2 separate regions of the Homo sapiens genome follow, and region 2 is linked to region 1. The links are chromatin loops, found by intact Hi-C in ENCODE. Cell type or tissue: endothelial cell of umbilical vein. All regions are shown on one strand. Each heading gives the region's core, and the rest is flanking DNA. Links, peaks and the distances in the headings are about the cores only. Region 1 holds the start of POGK (pogo transposable element derived with KRAB domain). Region 2 has its middle 18 kb from the start of MIR3658.

What was found. Peaks named below come from ENCODE experiments on the same cell type or tissue, not always from the same donor. Only the 100,000 strongest peaks of a DNase experiment are listed, where the experiment ranks them.
Region 2: it touches region 1 in a loop (5-fold over the local background); 5 of 110 quality-filtered maps call a loop at or near these places.

Annotation. Positions count from the first base shown.
Region 1 is chr1:166,836,184-166,846,176 of GRCh38, forward strand. POGK (pogo transposable element derived with KRAB domain) reads left to right here and starts at 3,292. Exons shown (of 6, transcript NM_017542.5): 1 at 3,292-3,421; 2 at 4,772-4,905. The coding sequence starts at 4,774. RefSeq lists silencers at 3,048-3,477, 3,578-3,817. In endothelial cell of umbilical vein, for the core only: a CTCF peak has its summit at 3,987; DNase peaks (open chromatin) are centred at 3,198 and 4,598; H3K4me3 peaks cover 2,292 bases; H3K27ac peaks cover 1,061 bases.
Region 2 is chr1:165,921,081-165,931,073 of GRCh38, forward strand. No RefSeq gene overlaps it. Among named protein-coding and RNA genes, the nearest start is that of MIR3658, 18 kb to the left of the region's middle. RefSeq lists a silencer at 7,193-7,302. In endothelial cell of umbilical vein, for the core only: CTCF peaks have their summits at 3,783 (motif pointing right) and 7,214 (motif pointing right); a DNase peak (open chromatin) is centred at 3,801.

The sequences.
Region 1 (9,993 bases), core at 748-8,747:
GATGTCCCAGGAATAACTTCTGGCTTTATTGGGTAATATTTTTGAAAACAGATAGGGTCTCACTATGTTGCTCAGGCTGGTTTTGAACTCCTGGCCTCAAGCAATCCTCCTACAGCCTCCTGAGTAGCTGGGATTACAGATACAAGCCAGCATGCCTGGCTTCTTATGGGGTAATTTCTAGGGCTAGGGCTCATATCTTGCTCTTCCTCTGAAGTGCCAGAATCCCAGGAAAGAGAAAGATACAGTCAGCAGTGATGCTCCTTCCCCATTTGGTTCTCTCCTCCTTTCCTCCCCATCTAGGATTTCCTTGTCCACATACCTGAGGATATGTACCACAAAATGGTCAATTCTCCTTCTCCTGCTTCAGAGCAACTCCTTGAGGGCCAAGACTGGGAGCCCTAAGGCCAAGGTTGCCTCTTGTCATCATCTCAATAAGCTACACCCTTAAAATTGCTCTATAACAAGGCACCCCAGAACTCAGTAGCTTAAAACAACAATAATCTCTTCTAATGGTCACTGGTCTTCATATTAGCAAGGATAGCTCTGTAACACATGCCTCCTTCTGATGCCTAAGTTGGAGGGGCAGTGACTACTTAAGCATGCTTTTGTCATAGCAGAGATCAAAAGCTCCCAGAGGTGCAAAGAGAAACTTCTGAGGCCTCTTAGGACTCAGGACTCACACACAGTCACTTCCTCCCACATTCCATTGGCTGAAGCTCACCATAGAAGCAGGCCAAGTGAAGGTGCATTGAAGTACATTCTGCACATGACACTTCAGCAAAGGTGTGGCTTATAACACTACCACAGGGACACAAAGTACCAAGACTATTACTTCAGTCTACAGCGGTCCCCGAGGAACAGACGTATGTGGGCCCGTGGCTATATTGACCTGGCCATGGGGCCTCTGCTGAAGGAAATCAGAAATGTGTATTCACCAGGGAACACTACAGTTAGAAATGAGTATTTTGTAAAATTTGAGGCTCTTTGGAATTCCTATAGTTTGGGTACTATAATAATTCAATAGGAGGAAGGATGAAGTCAGACCAACAGCATCATTAAAGAACTATTATGTTGATTAAATGGATGTTCGGCTGATATTAGCCACCAACTAAGAGAAACTCATCCTATTGAATTACCAGAGTAATGCACTGTCTCAAAGACTGGCTTCAATCACTCCCCATTCAGACTCAGATAAAGTCTTATGGAGAATGGGAACAATAACAGAGCTGAGAGAATGTTAGGACAATATATGGTTCAACTCTCTTTTTGCAGATGAAACACCAGCAAAGAGAAGCACAATGACTTAGAAAACCACTTAAACATGAGTCTGTAGTGTATTGTGCCTAGGCCAGCACGTTGCTCCTAGAGTAAGTCTTGTTAGCAATTACAGACCCGTAAAAAGGTGGATCCTCTAAGATCCTCTAACAGTAATTGAGATCATGGGGCTGTGGGCTCAAAGTCAAGAATTCGGGTGGGTCACTCTTAATTTCTTCCCAGGGACACCTAATCCAAGCCCATGAGAACATTAGGGCTCTCAGAGACTAAAACTCTAACATAGTAGGGTTTTTCGTGTGTGTGTGTCTGTGTGTGTGTGTGTGTGTGTGTCTATCTCAAAACTGTATTAATTTCTTTTCTAAGATGCTGGGGTGCCAGCAACATCCCTATTACTCTTCTCCCTTCCTAATGTCCTCCTCACTTTCTGTTTGAATCTGCCATTTCCTCAGAAAAATTAAGAGGGCAATGTCAATCAATTCAAACTAACATGTCACTCCTGTTCTACAAATACTTACTTTTACACAAAAATAATTGTTCATTAAAACAAAAAAGTAAATTCTAGCCTCCCTCCCAATATTTGAACGATCTTTTCCACCCACAGATTAGATCTTCTACGGTCTTGGGTTGTCACCGTGATTGCACTTCCAAGATGTGTACGTTATGTCATGCTACATTTTACGTGTTAAGAGCACAGTGCACAGTGACCTCTCCCATGACTGAGAGAAGTAAAATTCACATGTAAGTAGTAGTGGCCACAAAAACTTGGAAAGACAGGTCTTTTCCAACAGATATTCAGGTCTCAGAGACAATCTGAAGAGTTTGACGGACTCTTTCCTTGACCAAAGTTTAATCAGGCTTAAGTCCTCTTCTTCAGCAGGCCTCCACCCTGGTCCCCTGACCACTCACCCCGAACCTTTGGCCTGCCCAGCTCTATTTTAGCAAGAACCCTGCTAAGTTAGGTTAGAGAGAAATCACCACCCTTGATATCTGATCACCCTGGATATCTGATCAAATTTCTCATTCCCCCACCCTTGATATCTGATCGCCCTAGCCTGCCTTCAGCAAGAATCCTGTTAAGTGGGTTCAGCAAGAATCCCTCTAGGTGCTTGATGTCTCGTATCAGTAACTTTCCATCTACTGACCCCTTCGTTCTGCTCCTTGGCTATACATCCCCAGCTGTCCTTACTGTATTCCGTGTTAGACCTCATCTCTCCCCCCAGTGTGATCATCTTTACACCTATAGCAATAACCCTGTATAAAGTCTTCCTTACTGTTTTAACAAGTGTCAGAATAATTTTTTCTTCAACAAGTTCTCAACAAAAACCCATACCCAGAATCTTTTTCTGGAATGAAAAGGGCTTCAGGGCTTCTCAGGTCACTTTTGTTGTATTGCCCACAGAGCTGAGAGTAAACAACTCCTTTGGACGTTTTGGAGAAGAAAGGTCCTTCTATACACCCACTTCATCCAAGGAATTACATGCTTGGGATATTAAGCAACAGCTACAAAAATCAGGAAGTTCCTTCTCCATGTATATGACGAAGTTCTGGACAGGAGCCCGCTGCCAGAATACGAATACTCTTCCCCAAAGACCCCTCCTCATGCCCCTACACGCTCTTGCCGGTCTAGCCTTTCATTGCCTGAAGCACGGCGAGAACGCCTGGAGAGCTCGTCCAAGCAAGTGCAACCCGCTGGTGACTGCAAATGAGCACATGGAACTGTGCGCCCACGCTACGCTCGGTTAAAATCAATCTGGGCTCTTCCTGCCTCGTCCACGCCGAGGTCACACGCAGCACTGGAAGCGGCCTGCATCGGGCGGGGCGGGGAAGGCCGAGGGCACGGCTACCCAGGCCCGCCAGGGACTGCCCGGACCGGCCGGAAGCCGCGCCTAGAGGAGGGCCCCGGAGCTCGCGCGGGCGCCGTCCCCCGGCGCCGCCGAGGCCTGCTGACATCAGCCGCGCTCCTCCCCTCGCCTCCCAACACCCTCAGCTCCGGGCCGGACCCTCCCTCCTCCCACCACGTGTCCTCCCCGCTCCCTCCCGAGGGGCCGCGCGCACGGGAGGACGGAGAGGCGGAAAGGATGGCGCTGTGACAGCCGGGCCGGAGCCCTCGCGTCCCCACCCCGCGCCCTGGCCGCTGGGCCCGGCGGTGAGTGCGCGCGGGCGGGGGCGGCGGCGGCGCGGCCCCTCCCCCGGGTCCCGGGCGGCTGGGCCGCGGCAGAGGCGGGGGCGCCGAGGCTGCGCCGCCGCCGCCGCCGCCTTTGTTGCGGGCCCGCCGGGGAGGCGGGCGGCGCCGGCTCTCGCCGCCCGGCAGGTGCGCTGGGGCCGGGAGGGGGCCAGGTGGGGAGGCGGGCCGGGCGGAGGGGGCAGCGGAAGCGCTCCCGGCGCGGTTCCGCGGAGAAAGGGAAATGGGGCAAGATGGCTGGAGAAATCCGAACGCGCCCGGGGGCGCGGCGGCGGTGGCGCAGGCGGGGCAGGGCGGGCGGCGGCCCTGGTTGCGGCACCTTAGCGCGGGGAGGCGGCCCCTCCCACCTCTGCCCCGGAGCCGGCAGGGAGACCGCCGCCAAGTTCGGGCCCCAGCTGCAGGCATCTGAAGCCTAGACCCATCCATGCCGCGTTCGCCTATCTTTTTTGGAAATATCGAAGGAACCGACTTTGAACTCCAGAGGGATCTTTTCTTTGGAGGTTCCCCGATGCAGCCCTCAAGATGCATCCGCACTCCACACCTAGGAATTGCCCGCGCCCATAGAGGGCAGGAGTGCGGCCCTTTGTACTGGCCAAGAGTCAGCGAATAGAGAATTTGCAGCCCAGAGGCAATGGGTTATTTCCCTGTCGGGGTGGGCCCCAGCCGATTTCTGCACCTTTTTGGGTATCCAGGCATAACCCTCACTATGTTTCACTGACTCCTGCGTTTGCAAAGTCCCTTAAGGTAGAATGACCCTATTTTCTGAACCAGCTCGTGGACAGAACCTTTGAATTTGGAAAATCCAGGCAATGGGCCTACTGAGCCAACCGCTCCGCCCATGCTTAACTGGCTTCTAGCACCCATTCCAGTTGAGTAAGTGTCCAATCTGTGTTCAGACACCTTCACTGATAGGAAATCAGCACCTTTCCCCTGCCTCTGATTCCTGTTTGGGTGGCACTGGCTGTGAGAAAGTACTGCCTTTCTCACTGCTTAAAACCTTTTCCAGGAGTATTTATCCACTGGCCGGCCTCTGTTCTGCCGTCCAGTCTCTACAAACCAGTCTGGGTTCTCTTCCCCAGATAGCTTTTTAAATATTTGAAGGCAGCCAGATACGTTATCTACCCACAGCCTCTCTTATCATAATTAAACATGTCACCCTGTAGCTTCCTGGCCGACTCTTGTTTCCTTACTTCCCTCCAGCGGGAACAGTGCTTGGGGCTAAAGAGGTTTGTATGTGGCTCAGCCTCCCCCATCATAGGCTTTGGGGAGGTCACAGTGACACCTGGTTTTTCTGAACCTGAATCTTGCTTGCAGAGATGGAGTCCACAGCCTACCCTCTCAATTTGAGCCTGAAAGAAGAGGAAGAGGAAGAAGAGATTCAGAGCCGGGAACTAGAGGACGGCCCGGCAGACATGCAGAAAGTACGAATCTGCTCTGAGGGCGGATGGGTAAGTAAGAAGGTGTGGAGTCCACACAGCCAGCAGATGCAGGCCTGAGAGCCCAGCTTGCTTTAAGTCTCCTCCTCAGACAGACGTGGGAAGTAAAAATAGCCCAGCCCGGTGTGTTTGCATTCCTGAGAAAACAGCTCTGTGGCTTTAAAAGGCAGTGCAAAGAATGGAGGAGGTGTTATGGAAACAGTCCCTCAGCCATGTAGCTTGTCATCGTTCAATTGGAAGTCCTAGAAGCCAGGACCTTGTCTCTCTCGTTCACCCACTTATCCTGCACTGCGTTTGATGCCAGGCACATTGTAGGCACCAAGTAAATGTTTGTTGACTTACTGCTGGTTGAAGGGAACCATTTTAAATAAGACTCGAGTCATTGGGTTGACATGAGAGGTTAGGCTAGTTGGTTCTGTGTGAGCACCTCTTACCACAGTTGACACAGGAGAGCTGCCTGTCCAGCTGACCTGGATAGAAATGGTGGGCAGCAGGGAATACAGAGATTCAGGGTATACACGCAGAATAGTATGATAGAGGTCGGTTTATACAAATGCAAATGCAGTAGATACTTATAGTTACAGATAGTTATTCACCGTAGTTACTGGACTTCGTGGTAATTAGGCATGAATAGTAAACATTTTAAATAAGCAACAAATTGACATTCCTTTTCTCTGCTTATTTTCCGTTGTGTATAAACATTGTCAGTATACATAGTATCCTTTGCTTCCATGAAGAGCCCCTATCCATACAAGCATGGTACTTCTAAATTGTTCCCTACCAGAGGAGAGAACTGGGATGCAGAAAGATTATCTGCCTTGCCCTAAGGTTACACATGAACACTGACATTTGTTCTTCAAAACAGGTCTCCTGAGCTGCACCCTTAAAAGTAATGCATTTTACCATATGTATGCTATACCTTAATTTAAAAAAAAAAAAAACAGTGCAACCACAGGCTCTCAGTTTGCCAGTCTAGCTGTGGACACCGCGCTGCCTTTGTCTCATCAGTGTTCTTTGCCCACCACATCCTTCTTCCCAATTCTGATCCAAGCAGGCGTCAGGTCTATTTAGCCTGGAACAAGAACTCAAGGCAGTCAAAACTCAGGGCTTTGAGGCTAGATTGGTCAACCCAGAACATCTAAATGGAGAGCCTTGGAGAACAGGTGCAATGAAAGTGAATGTTGGGACAGTGAGGAAGGAGCAAGATGAAGACCAACCATGCTTAGGTGGGAAAAGAAGGAAGTAACCAGAAGGGCTGGAGGAGGGAGTCCAGCAGCTGGTGGTGCTGGGGATTGGGCATTTGTGGCCTCCAGGCAATCAGCCATCCATCCACAGTTACCAAGCACAGTGCTGGGCGTAAAGAGAGACTCTTTTCCTGATGGAATTTCCAGTCTTGTGAGCAAGGCAGGAAAGTAAACATAAGTAATAGTAAGCACAGTGTGCAGAGTGCAGTGGTGGAAGTCTGCAAGGATGCACCAGGAGCCAAGATGAGGGGATGCCTCATTCAGGCTGAGAACTCCGGGGCTTCCTGGACAAGGCCTAATCTTGAGCAGTGAGCAATTTTGCCCCCACCCCTGGACATTTGGCAACATCTAGAAACACTACCCCCTTTCCCCACCCCTGGATATTTGGCAATATCTGGAAACACTTTTGTTGGTCTGACTTGGTGGGGGTGCGTTGGGGACTGGGAGATCCTCCTGGCATCTAGTGGATAGAAGCCAGGGGAGCTGCTAGATATCTACAGTGCACAGGATGCCCCCCCACCACCACACACACACACACATACACACACAACAAAGAGGTAACTGGCCCAAAATGTCAGTTGTGCTGAGGTTGAGAAACCCTGCTCTAGAGCATTAGAAGAAAAGAATCTGTTTTTAAAATATGTATTTTGGTTATAGAGAATTATGTTAGGGTGATCAGTGAAAGCTTTTCAAGCATAAGAACTATGATAATATATTAGGATAAAATTCCATAGAATTGAAATAGAAATACAATTTTAAGTAGAAAAAATAAAAAATGTGCTTTGAACTGAGTCTTAGTCATTATGGAATCAGCCAAGGGAAGGGAAGGGGGTTGCATTCCAGGCAAGAGGACAGCACAGGCAAAAGCACTGAGGAGAGGAGCTTGGGTGCAGAGTTAGGAGCAGCTCCTGCAGCTGGAACCTGAAACTCATGGCAGGGAGTGGAAGGGGATCAGGTATAGGAGGCCAGGCCAGGGGCCAGAGCCAGCCAGGAGGACATGCAGTGCTACGCCAGCGAGTTTGAGCTTTCTCCTTAGCTCTGTGGAATGAGGCCTTAGCCCATCTTTCTAAGGGAGGCCTCAGGCTCTCTACAGCCACCATGCTAAGGCCTGAGTGGCCTGCTAAGAAAGCAAAGCTTTGGCATCAGACTTTCTAGCTCTGTGACCTTGGACAAGTTACTTAACCACTCTGTTTCCTTACCCATAAAAGTGAGGTAGTGATCCCCATGTCCCTAGTTTAGCGGATTCAGTGAGAGAATATATTTATATGATTGAGTGTCCTATACAGTGCTTGGCCCATAGCAGGCACTCCATCAGTGGATCAGTACAAACTACCCCAACCCCTTCCCCCGAGATCCCTGCGTCTTTGCTGGGTGGCTGCAAGGCTTTAGCGAGGCTGTGCAAGGTGTAAGCACTTTACAACATTTACCCTTTGAGATAGCATTGGAATGCCAACTTCCTGAGCAGAGCAAGGCAGTGCACACAAGCTAGAGGAAGAACACTTATCCAGTGAGCCCTTGATCTTCTGAGGAAAGGGAGGAGGGCAGGGACTGAAGGTCCCTACCTGCAAGGCCAAGGAGGGGTGTCTGGAGGTGGTACACAGACTGCCTGACTTCTCAGTTTTGCCCGGGGCCGGCCCTGTTTACCTTCTGCTATGTTGAGCCAGATAAAAGGCCTCTGTGGAGCGAGGGGAGGCCTGCGCAGCAGGGCCTGGCTGAAGGATCGCTCCATTCTCACAGAGGCTTGCTGTGAGGAGAATGTCTAAGCCACTACACTGTGCCTCTGGAGCATAATGTGGGCTTGTTTGAAGATCCTCCGTGGCTCAGTCATTAATAGGAAGAGATGAATCCTGCACCAGCCCCCAGCTTTCTTCCTGCAGCTTCAGGGCTCCTGGTACCTGATGTTTTTACCAGGCCTAGAATATGTTACCCCCCCTAAGAGTATTGATGGCCCCTCTGAAATGACAGGCATAGACAGTCCTGTTCCCATTTTATCAGCAAAGGGAAAGGGACTATAAATAGGTATGACCTAGATCTGGAACTTCCCAGGGAGAAAAAAAGGCCAAAGAGACAGTTCTTTAAAAGCCTGGGAATTGGGAAAGGAGTAGGGTGGAAAATTCCTGGGCTGACTGGCTTTCCAGGGTGAGGAAGTCTGAGGAAAGCCTGAAGACGAATCCATTTTACCTCCTCATATTTCACACTTAGGGATGTTTGTCCATTCTTACTCCAAAGAGTAGGTTTGGTTTTATGACAGATAAAATTTAATGATTCTTTGAAACAGTTCCAAGTAGAACAAGAGAAGGGAAATCCAGAGATTTGCCTAGATCGTATATTCAAAAGCACATTTTTCAGTGACTACTAGCTACAGGAAGTGTCCTCGGCTTAGGGAAGCAAAAAGGAGTAAGTACAGGTCCTGCTTTCAACAAGCTCAGATTCTAGTGGAGGGAGCAGACAAGTCAACCAAAAGAATTCTGCAGTGTGATGAGTGCCCCGGGAGTGTGGAGCCCAGGACATTTCAGGGACATGTGGGTGTGCTCACAGCGTGGCACAGAGTGGGCTTCCTCGGGAGCAGGGATTTTGGGCTGAGTCCTGGAAGATGGGTGGGTGTCAGCCAGACCAAGAAAGGGGAGGCCCTCCAAGGCCAGGGGAGAATATGGGCCAAGGTGTGGGGGCGTTGGGGAATGGTTGTTCAGGGAACTGCACACAGCTGAGTACAAGTGGAGCACAGAGCTGGGGAGAGTTGAGGGTTAGTCATCAGGGAGGCAGCTGTGCTCGGTATTGCTGGATCCTTGGGGTCAGGCGGTGGTGGCCCCAAAACGCAACCCCACCATTTATTGGCTATGACATTAGCCTGGAAATGAGACCTCTCCAAGCCCATATTCTCCTTGATTAAGTAGGGGCATGGTGGCTTGTGCCTCTAATCCCAGCTACTAGGGAGGCTGAGGCAGGAGAATGGCTTGAACTCAGGAGGCAGAGGTTGCAGTGAGCCAAGATCGTGCCACTGCACTCCAGCCTGGGCAACAGAGCAAGACTCCATCTCAAAAAAAAAAAAAAAAAATAGGCGTATCTACTCCTCCACAGGCCCATTGCAGGGAATAAATGAAGCAGTTACAGGCCCTTTCCTAGTACGTGCTTCCTATGTATGAGGTGCTGTGGAGGTGGGGAGAGAACAAGGGGGCTTCCTTGGGTCAGGGAGGAAAGGCCAATGTATGTAAGTGACTGTTGGCCTGACCCCTGAAGTGGCTGCAGGCTATATAGCATATGGACACTAATTTTCTAAGCTAAGGAAAAACAGTATCATAATCACCCAGACCCAAGATACAGCTTTGGGAAATAGCTTTGAAGGCAAGAATACAAAATAACCAGCCTGAAACAAGCCATCCAGTGCCTTCTTATCACTAAATAGGATGAGCTTTGGAGTAGGATTTTTAATGACTGTAATAAGAAATACAGTTAAAAACAAAAAGAGGAGGTTGGTTTGGGTGGCTTGGCTGCCTTGGGCTACTGAGGAGCCCCCTGGTGCTGGGCCAGGAAGCAGAGGAACAGGGGAGGGATGCAGTCCTTTGGGCTTTCTGCCTACCTGGTCCAGGATCAAAGTGAATGAGTTTGCTCTGGCATCTCATTACATATATTAAGCTGTAATTAGCCCTTCTTTCTTCCTCTTCATGCTCTTGTGGATTGGAAAGGCCAAATAGGGCCCCTTCTCTCAGTGGCTCCTCCCTGGGCAGCTGTGGGTTCCAAGTCTAACACTTTGGTTAGTACCCTTGGAAATGCAGTGCCCTGGAAACCCACAAAGATCCCACGGAGGGCAGTGATCCTATTCAGATTTACAAACCCAACTCACCCCGCCCGGGGCCGA
Region 2 (9,993 bases), core at 716-8,715, 920 kb before region 1:
CCATGTTGGTTAGGCGGGTCTCGAACTCCTGACCTCATGATCTGTTCACCTAGGTCTCCCAAAGTGCTGGGATTACAGGCGTGAGCCACCATGCCCAGCCAGTGTTTTTTTTTTTTTTTTTTTTTTTGTGTGTGTGTGTGTGTGTGTGTGTGTGTGTGTGTGTATGTGTGTGTGTTTTTGACGGAATCTCGCTCTGTTGCCCCAGCTAGAGTGCGGTGGCATGATCTCGGGTCACTGAAACCTCCACCTCCTAGGTTCAAGCAATTCTGCTGCCTCAGCCTCCTGAGTAGCTGGGATTACAGGCACCCACCACCACTACTAATTTTTGTATGTTTAGTAGAAACGGGTTTCACTATGTTGGCCAGGCTGGTCTTGAACTCCTGACCTCAAGTGATCTGCTTCCCTTTGCCTCCCAAAGTGCTGGGATTACAGGTGTGAGCCACCACTCCCAGCCACAAAAGTTTTTCTCTTGTGTTGTCTTCTAAAAGTTTTATAGTTTTAGGTGGGTTTTTTTTTTATTTTTTTTCATTCTGTCACCCAAGCTGGAGTACAGTGGCGCAATTATGGCTCACTGCAGCCTTGACCTCCTGGGCTCAAGTGATTCTCCTGCCTCAGCCTCCTGAGTACCTGGGATTGCAGCTGTGCAACACAATGACTGGCTAAGTTTTTGAGTTTTTGAGACAAGGTCTTGCTATGTTGTCTAGGCTGGTCTCAAACTCCTGAGCTAAAGCAATCCTTCTGCCTCAGCCTCCCAAAGCGCTGGCATTACTGGCCTGAAACACTGCACCTGGTAAGTTAATTTTTTAAGATGGTGTGAGGTAATATCATTATTTTACATGTGCTATCCATGTGTTTTAGCACCATAATTGAAGACTGTCCTTTCTCTTTTGAATTGCCTTTGCTCCTTTGTGAAAAAGTCATTTGTCCATATATGTGGGTCTGTTTCTAGACTCTGTTCCATTGATTTGTCTATCTTGACATCTATACCACACTGTCTTAATTACTGTAGCTTTATAATAAATCTTGAAATCTAGTAGTGTCAGCTCTCCAACTTTATTTTTTGTCAAAATCGTTTTGGCAGTTCTGAGTTCTTTGCATTTCTATATAAATTTTAAAGAATCAGCTTGTCAATTTCTACAAAAAATGCTGGGACTTTAATTGGGATGGTGTTGAATCCATAGATCAATTTGGGGACAGCTGACATTTTAACAGTGTTATGTCTTTTGATTTATGAACAAGATATATCTATCCATTTATTTTGGTCTTTAAAAGTGTCTCAGCAATGTTTTATTGTTTTAAATGTATAAGTCTTAAATATCTTTTATCAGATGTATCCCTACATATTTTATATTTTATGATGCTATTGTGAATAGTATTTTTTTAGAAGTCCAACTTAACGATTGTTTATTGCAAGCATATAAGAATACAATTGATTTTTATATATTGGTCTTTTATTCTGCAATCTTGCTAAATTCACTATTTTTAGAGTGGTGTTAGAAGACAGCAGAGAGAAAACAGTGGTTCAACCTATCCTGTTTAACCAAAAGTTGAGATTTTTTATGTTCACTTTTATCCTCTTTTTAGGGTTGAAAATTACACACATTATATTTTTCTTACTTTAGTGGCCATCTTTTAAAATTGACATGGATAGTTGACAAAATCTGAATTTAATCAGTATTTCTCTCCTCTTCCTAAACAATATGAAAGCTTTGAAAGCTTAAACTCTGACCACTCTGTCTATCTTACATGTTATTGATGTTAAGTATTATAGTTCCACCTTGCTTTTATATTCTTGACATTAGTTACGATTACTGTTTTATCCTGTCAGTGCTCATTTAGATTTTCCCAGATTATTACTAATGACTTTGTTCACTATTTTATTTTGCATTGTCAATCTTGGTTATGGATTCAGTTTTCTTCATAACACACATTTTTTTCATAATTATTTGTCAGAATTATTAGTGGGACACTCTTTGTTGGAAAATGCCTTTTTTTACCCTCATTCTTGAGTTATAATTTAGCTGTTTCTCTCAACATTTTGGATAGATTGGTCTTCTGTTTTCTGTCTTTTAAAAAGATTTCTCTTTGATGTTTTGCAATTTCTTATGATGTGTTGAAATGTGGATTTATTTTTATTTACCCTACTTAGGGCATGTGCTTCCTGAAGGCGAGTTCTATGTGTTTCATCTATTCTAGAAAATTTATAGCTATTATCTTTTCTAATGTTGCCTTCTCACTTTTCTCTCTGTTTTCTATCTTTTGATCTGTGGTTCCATGTACATAGGACCTTTTGCTCTTTCTTCTAAGTCTCTTACTCTCTTATTTTATTTTTAATCTGTTTTTTGTTTGTTTGTTTGTTTGAGACAGGGTCTCACTCTATAGCCCAGGCTGAAATGCAGTAGAGTGATCATGGCTTGCTGCAGCCTCAACCTCCTGGGCTCAAGTGATCCTCCCACCTCAGCCTCCTAAGTAGCTGGGACCACAGGCGTGAGCCGCCATGACCGGTTAATTTTTGTATTTTTTGTAGAGATGGGGTTTCACTATGTTGCCCAGGCTGGTCTCGAACTCCTGGACTCAAGCGATTTACCCATCTTGTCCTCCCAAAGTGATGGGATTATTGATATGTACCACTGTGCCCTGCCTTATTTTTAATCTTTTTATCTCTCAAGCTACATTGTAGCTAAGCTCCTTAGATCATTTCCAATTTAGTTACTCGCTCTTCACCCATGTTTAGTTTGCTGTTTAAAACTTACCAAGTTTTTAATTTCAGTGACCATATTTTTGGCTTTTAGAAAAACCATTTCATTATAGTCCAAATCTGCTTGTTGATTTTTGATTGTGTTTTATACTAATGTTTTAAATTGCTATTCTTGGCCCTTGTCTAATGTCATTTTCTTATATGCTCAGCTATGCATTAAGCAGGACTTCATTATTATTATCTTTTTTGTATTTTATGTGGAACTTGTAGGTATTTTGTAGCAGGAAGGTTTTCTGGTTATCTGAACCATGATAATGAAAAAAAAAAAAGTGTCTCATTGGTTTTTTCAAACTTTCTCCTCCAGAGAAATTCTGCTTTGTTCACAGCATCAAATGTTGCTTGGAGTTCTAAAACTTCCATTGTTCTTTGTATGTGAAGCATGCTGGGATGCCTGGGCGGTGGAGTGTTACTTCACATTAAATTGTGGGCTCCTTTACGGTCAGCAACTGTGTTTCCTGTATCTCATGTGTCCTGGCAGGGTACTTGCCACGTAGTCAGTGCCTGATAAACAGTTGGCTGATTTCCTTATTTGACTTTTGCTTTAGAGCCAGACGCCTCGCTAGCAGAGATGCACACGTTTTTTTGTTTTGTTTTTTTTTTTTTTTGAGATGCAGTCTCGCTCTGCCGCCAGGCTGGAGTGCAGTGGTGCAATCTCGGCTCGCTGCAAGCTCCGCCTCCCGGGTTCAAGCGATTCTCGTGCCTCAGCCTCCCGAGTAGCTGGGATTACAGGCGCGCACCACCACGCCCAGCTAATTTTTGTATTTTTAGTTGAGACGGGGTTTCACCATGTTCGCCAGGATGGTCTCGATCTCTTGACCTCGTGATCCACTCGCCTCGGCCTCCCAAAGTGCTGGGATTACAGGCGTGAGCCGCCGCGCCCGGCCCGAGATGCACATGTATTTTTAAAGAGTTCCATTGATAACTGAGTTTCTCCTGACCAGAAGGTGGACTGTGGCCTAGGCATGGCAGTGCCTCCTGATTGGCTTTGGAAGCTCAGCTCCATCTGTGGTCCGTTATTCTTAAAAGTGGCCACTAGAGGGTGAGAATGAGCCACAGCACAGCAAAGTCCTGTTTTAACCTTCAGAACAGCTGGAGGACGGTCAATTCAAACACACTAGAGAGCACCTATCATGTGCCAGGTACTGTGCCAAGCCCTCCCTGCCTTCCAGGACCTCATAAATGGCCAGTGGCCCCTCACATATAGACACAACTCTTGTACAAGGCAGAATGGAATGTGCACAAAGAGGTACAATCCCAACTCCTAGATCTAGGGGGTCTCAACAAGGAGGAACTGTGGGTGGCTTTCCTGTAGAACTCAGATTGGTCAGTCTGTGAGAAGGAAACTTACAGGACCTGCACCATCCACCCTCTCAGTCTCAGTCTCACCCACCTCTTCATACACCTGTTTCATGTGCATATGGCTTTACTGTTGCCTGCCAGAGACCACCCAGGCTTTGCAGTAGACTATTTGCATAACCCTGGACTAACCACTCTCTAATCTTTAATCTCTTTATTTAGGGATGATAATATCAAGTCCTTTCTACCTCATAGGATTGTGTCAGATTTAAGCAAAGTAATGAAGATCAAAGTACTTTTGAAAATTCATAAGTGCCATATATTTATGAAGCTTTAAAATAATTGTTAATATAAATTTCCCTAAAATGCCCTCAGAGTCTAGGAAGTTTGGGTGCACCATGGGCATTTACTGAATTAACTAGAATGTACACTCTTCCAGAAGAGGAGACCCACAGTAAGCCGAGGTATACCAGGCAGTTTCGGACAAATCTGAGAGCCAGGAAACAGCAGTGTCATTAAAGTGTTGGGCTGAACATTGTGCTCTGACACTCTCTGGGGAGGTGTCAGCCTGGCATCCAAGAAGGGTGGCCCTGTGGGAGGGTTATGCTCCAGACTGTGGAGAGGGGCACTTTCCTTTTCCGGGCAGGGACCCTGAGGAAGAGGAGATTAAGAATGGGTGTGGTATGATGCTGCTCTAACCCCTGAGATAAGCTTCCGAGAAGAAAAGCCACTGTCACTCACTTTTCAGGACCAATAAAGGAACTGAATGGTAGAGAGAGCTTTGCCATCTTCTCTCATGCTTGAGGAAAGGAGACTGACCCCTTCTCAAGGTGATGGGAGACTTAAAGTGCCTGTTCATGATTGGTGGCATGAGAGGGGAGGAGGAAAGACTGGAAATGTCAGTCACCATGCTTATCGCCTGCTGCGCCAAAGAACACCCCAGCGAGATCCTTAGGGCCATTTTCTTTCAGAGTCTATTTTAAAAATGTCTTTATTGATTTGATCAAACTGGTGTTTTTAAAACTTCAGTTAAGGTGAGCTTTCCATGCACACACATTGGTGTGTGTGTGTATGTGCATGTGTCAGGGGGCTGCTGGGGTGGGAATGGGGACCAAAGAGAGACTATTTTTAGAATAGCATTTCCTCTGAGGGGGTTTTAACCTGTTCTCTGCTGTTTTATGTTAGAGATTTATTTGATCATGCAGTCAACAACAGCACCAACAGCACCATCTGGTTTGCTAATAGATATTTTTTTTTTTCTGTTTCAGCCTTTATTTTAGAATTGGGGGTACCTGTGCAGGTTTGTTACAAAGGTATATTGTGTGATGCTGAGGTTTGGGGTATGACTGAATCCATCACCCAGGTAGAGACCATAGTACCCAATGTGTAGTTTTTCAGCCCCTGCGCCCCTCCCTCAGTCCCTCCTCTAATATTCCCCAGTGTCTGTTGTTGGCATTTTTATGTCCATGTATATGCAATGTTTAGCTCCCACTTATAAGTGAGAACATGTGGTATTTGGTTTTCTGTTTCTGTGTTACTTCACTTAGGATAATGGCCTCTAGCTGCATCTATGTTGATGCAAAGGACATGATTTTTTTTTTTTTTTTTTTGAGACGGAGTGTCGCTCTGTCCCCCAGGCTGGAGTGCAGTGGTGCAATCTCGGCTCACTGCAAGCTCCGCCTCCCAGGTTCACACCATTCTCCTGCCTCAGCCTCCCGAGTAGCTGGGACTACAGGCGCCCGCCACCACACCTGGCTAATTTTTTGTATTTTTAGTAGAGATGGGGTTTCACCGTGTTAGCCAGGATGGTCTCGATCTCCTGACCTCGTGATCCGCCTGCCTCGGCCTCCCAAAGTGCGGGATTACAGGCAGGAGCCACCGCGCCCAGCTGATTTTGTTCTTTTTTATGGCTGTGTAGTATTCCATGGCGAATATATACCACATTTTCTTTATCCAGTCCACTGTTGTTGGGCACCTGGGTTGATTCCATGTTTTTGCTATTGTGAATAGTGCTGCAGTGAACATATGGGTGCATGTATCCTTTTGGTAGAATGATTTATTTTCCTTTGGGCATATATCTGGTAATGGGATTGCTGGGACAAATAGTAGTTCAGCCTAACTTCTTTGAGAAATCTACAAACTGCTCTCTACAGTGGCTAGACTAATTTGCATTCTTGCCAACAGCATATGTGTTCCCTTTTCTCCATAGCCTTGCTAGCACCTGTTATTTTTTGACTTTTTAACAAAAGTCACTCTGACAGGCGAGAGATGGTATCTCATTGTGGTTTTGATTTGCATTTCTCTGATGATTAGTGTTGTTGAGCATTTTGTCATATGTTTGTTGGCTGGTTGTATGTCTTCGTTTTAGAAGTGTTTGTCCATGTCTTTTGTCAACTTTTAATGAGGTTATTTGCTTTTTGCTTATTGATTTAAGTTTTTATATCGATTTTGGGTCTTAGACATTTGTTAGATGCATAGTTTGTGAATATTTTCTTCCATTCTGTAGGTTGTCTCTTTACTTCCTCGATGGTTTCTCTTGCTGTGCAGAAGCTCTTTAGTTTAATTAGGTCCCACTTGTCAATTTTTGTTTTTGTTGCAGTTGCATTTGAGGACTTAGTCATAAATTCTTTGCCAAGGCCAATATTGAGAAGGGTATTTCCTAAGCTTTCTTTTAGGATTCTTATAGCTTGAGGTCTTACATTTAAGTCGTTAATCCGTCTTGAGTTATTGTTTGTATGTGGTGATAGGTAGGAGTCCAGTTTTATTCTTTTACCTATGTATAGCCAGTCATCCCGGCACCATTTATTGAATAGGGAATCTTTTCTCCATCGTTTATTTTTGTTGAGTTTGCTAATAGATATTTGATAATACAGAACTTGGATATGACTTTTGGACACACTTAGATGTGGAGATTTTTCTCTTGGTTGCATTTGTGTATGTGTGAGAATAAGGAGAAAGGACTAATACATGGTCATTTCTATTTGCTGCTGTAGCAGCAAGGAGAATCTGGCAGAGGTAGACTGTGTGTGTGTGTGTGTGTGTGTGTGTGTGTAAGTATTGGCCATGACACATTGACACATCCTGTAATGACACTATCTCCCATGTGCTTGTCATTCTCCAATGTGCTAGGCTTCAAAACCTCACCAGGGGGCGCAATTGTAATTTCTCGCATTCATTTCGTTCATCAACCATTTATCTAGTTAGCCTCTACTGTATGCCTGTCACTGAAATGCATTGTTTTGTTTTAAACCTCATTTGAATCCTGTGAGGTAGATTGAATTACCCCTCTTTCCATAAAGGGAATTGAGCTTTAGGAGATGTTAAGTAAATTATGTCGTCAGCAATACATGGAGAAGCCGGAATTTGAACCCGTGTTTTTCTGCCTGCAGAATGTAAACCCAATACCCTTACACCCTGCTGCCTCCCCCATGTCATGCTATCTCAAAGACTGAGTTCTGTTCTCCAACCCTCTCCCTCCTGGATATCTTTACAGTGCTCGGCTCTCCACGGAGCTACTCCGTGGAAGTCCCTGTTCACCTGACCAGCAGGTGAGCACCTCGGCCCTTAGCCTGGGTTTGTGTTTCCTTATAATATCCCTATTTGGGACCTTGTCATTCATATCTGCATTTTATTTATTGTTATTATTTTTGAGACAGAGTTTCACTCTGTTGCCCATGCTAGAGTGCAGCGGTGCGATCTTGGCTCACTGCAACCTCTGCCCTCCAGGTTCAAGCAATTCTCCTGCCTCAGCCTCCTGAGTAGCTGGGATTACAGGCACTCACCACCATGCCCAGCTAATTTTTGTATTTTTAGTACAGATGGGGTTTCACCATGTTGGCCAGGTTGGTCTCAAACTCCTGGCCTCAGGTGATCCGCCTGCCTTGGCTTCCCAAAGTGCTGGGATTACAGGTGTGAGGCATCACGCCCAGCTGATATCTGCATTTTAAAGGCACATTTCCAACTTAGATGCTATGGAAGCATCCACATTTCATTTTACCTGTCTCTGTGGCTTGGCCTAAGTCTCCCTTAAGGTGGCTGTTCCCTAAACTCAGAGTAGCTTTTGAGAGGAAGGATGCTGCCTCCGAGAGGGACAACCCTTTAAGCTATTTCCAGTTAGCAATACAGCACCCCAGTCAGGACTGTCTGGTAAGGAGAGCAGAATCTTGCTGGAGGCCACTTGAGAAAGTTAGAGGTCCATCTTGATCTGAATGATGGGACAGAGGAAACAGAAGACTTCCTGAGAGGGGAGTGGTCAGCAAAGCCTGGGACCATGGAATTCCGTGTGAAGATTTGGCTAAAATATGGGGTGAAGGCAAGCGGCAGATGGGCTGATGCTTGTGACTTAGGGCTTCAAAGGAGCCCAAGCTAATCATTTTCTCAGCACAATTTGTGCTTATTTTTTGCTTTTGTTTCAGAACACGAGCCAGGGGGTGGGATAGAGGGGTGGGAGTGAGTCTTGAGTCTTATTATCCAGTTGACTAACTGAAGTCTATTTTTTTTTTTTTTGGTAATGACTATAGAGTTTTCTTCACATTTCACAGATTGAAACCCTTTACTTTGAGAATATGGCTAAACCTGTCCAAAGATACTGCCCAGAGCTATTGATTTGCTCTCTCCAAAAGGACATTCTTGTCATTAAATCATATTTTCCTAAAGATGGGATGTAGCAAACCTCATTGACTGCAGCCTAGTGCATAGCCAGCTCCTTGAGCACAGGAAGGGACTCTCTTCCACACTGGACACAGGTGGCTCCCTCACTTGTTTCCAGAGGTCCTCTTTAGAGCTAGCACCTGTCTCCCACAAGCCCCCGCCCCCACCCCCCCAAGGAAATTGAAGGAGAACAGCACAGAATGGGATGCAGCTGGGGAAAACAATCTTGGCAATCCTGCACAGACCCTATCAGACTGCAGACAGCCATCCACCTATTACTGTGCCTACTACAGATCCTGGCCACAGACCTGGATGCAAACCTCAACTCCAAAAACTAGTCTATGGAGTTAAAAGTCAGGATAGTTCTTACTGTGGGGAGGAGGGAAGGGAAGGGGTTGGGGAGGGGCATGAGAGGGGCTTCAGAATGGTAAGATTCTGTTTCTTGATCTGGGTGGTAGTTACTGGGTGTGTTCTCTTTGTGATACTCTCTCGAGATGTACACTTAGGATTTGCAATCTTTTCTGTAAAATATTTCAATAAAAGACATTTATTTTTTAAAAATCCAAGTTTCACTTCTTATTAATTGTATAATCTTGGACAAGTCACTTAAGCTCTCCAAGCCTCAGTTTCTTCATCCCACATGATGGGGCCATGATAATGCCTGCCTCACAGTGTGGTGAGGAACACATGAGCGAATGCCTACAGGCTCTCAGTACAGGGCTTAGCATATTGCTCAGTAAACACTAGTGTCTGCTGTAGCTTCTGTTGCTCAGGATGCACTAGACTACTCCCTGCATGGGTCTACTCTGCTTCCATGACTTTTTGCATCTCCAGGTCTCTGCTCACACACTGCCCTACCTGATCTTCTCCTCCTGGACCCCCATCACCAAATCTCATTCAGGGCACACACTGAAGACTCTTTTCCTTACCCTGGGTTTATCCTTCGCTTTAGCCTTTGTTTATCTTGTGTCCCTGCAGCCCCTGGTGAACAGTCTACTGGACCCTTAGTTTATCCCTCTCTTTCTCTCTACCATCAGGCTAGGAGCACAGCCCTCTGTAATGTGTGCCTTGGTATTGCAGCAAGCACCTGGCAAGCCCGTGCTCAGGGATATTGATTGAAATGCAGCGTCACCGGCTTCTCTGTGGGATATATGGTGTGGTTCCTTGAATTTGAGGATTTGAGATGCCTCCCCCCAGAGTTGTTCCTTTGTTCCACCATCTTGCATTAAAGTGCCATGTTGTGTTTTCACTACTGGGAAAATGTCATTTGAAAAATACACAGCAAGTGT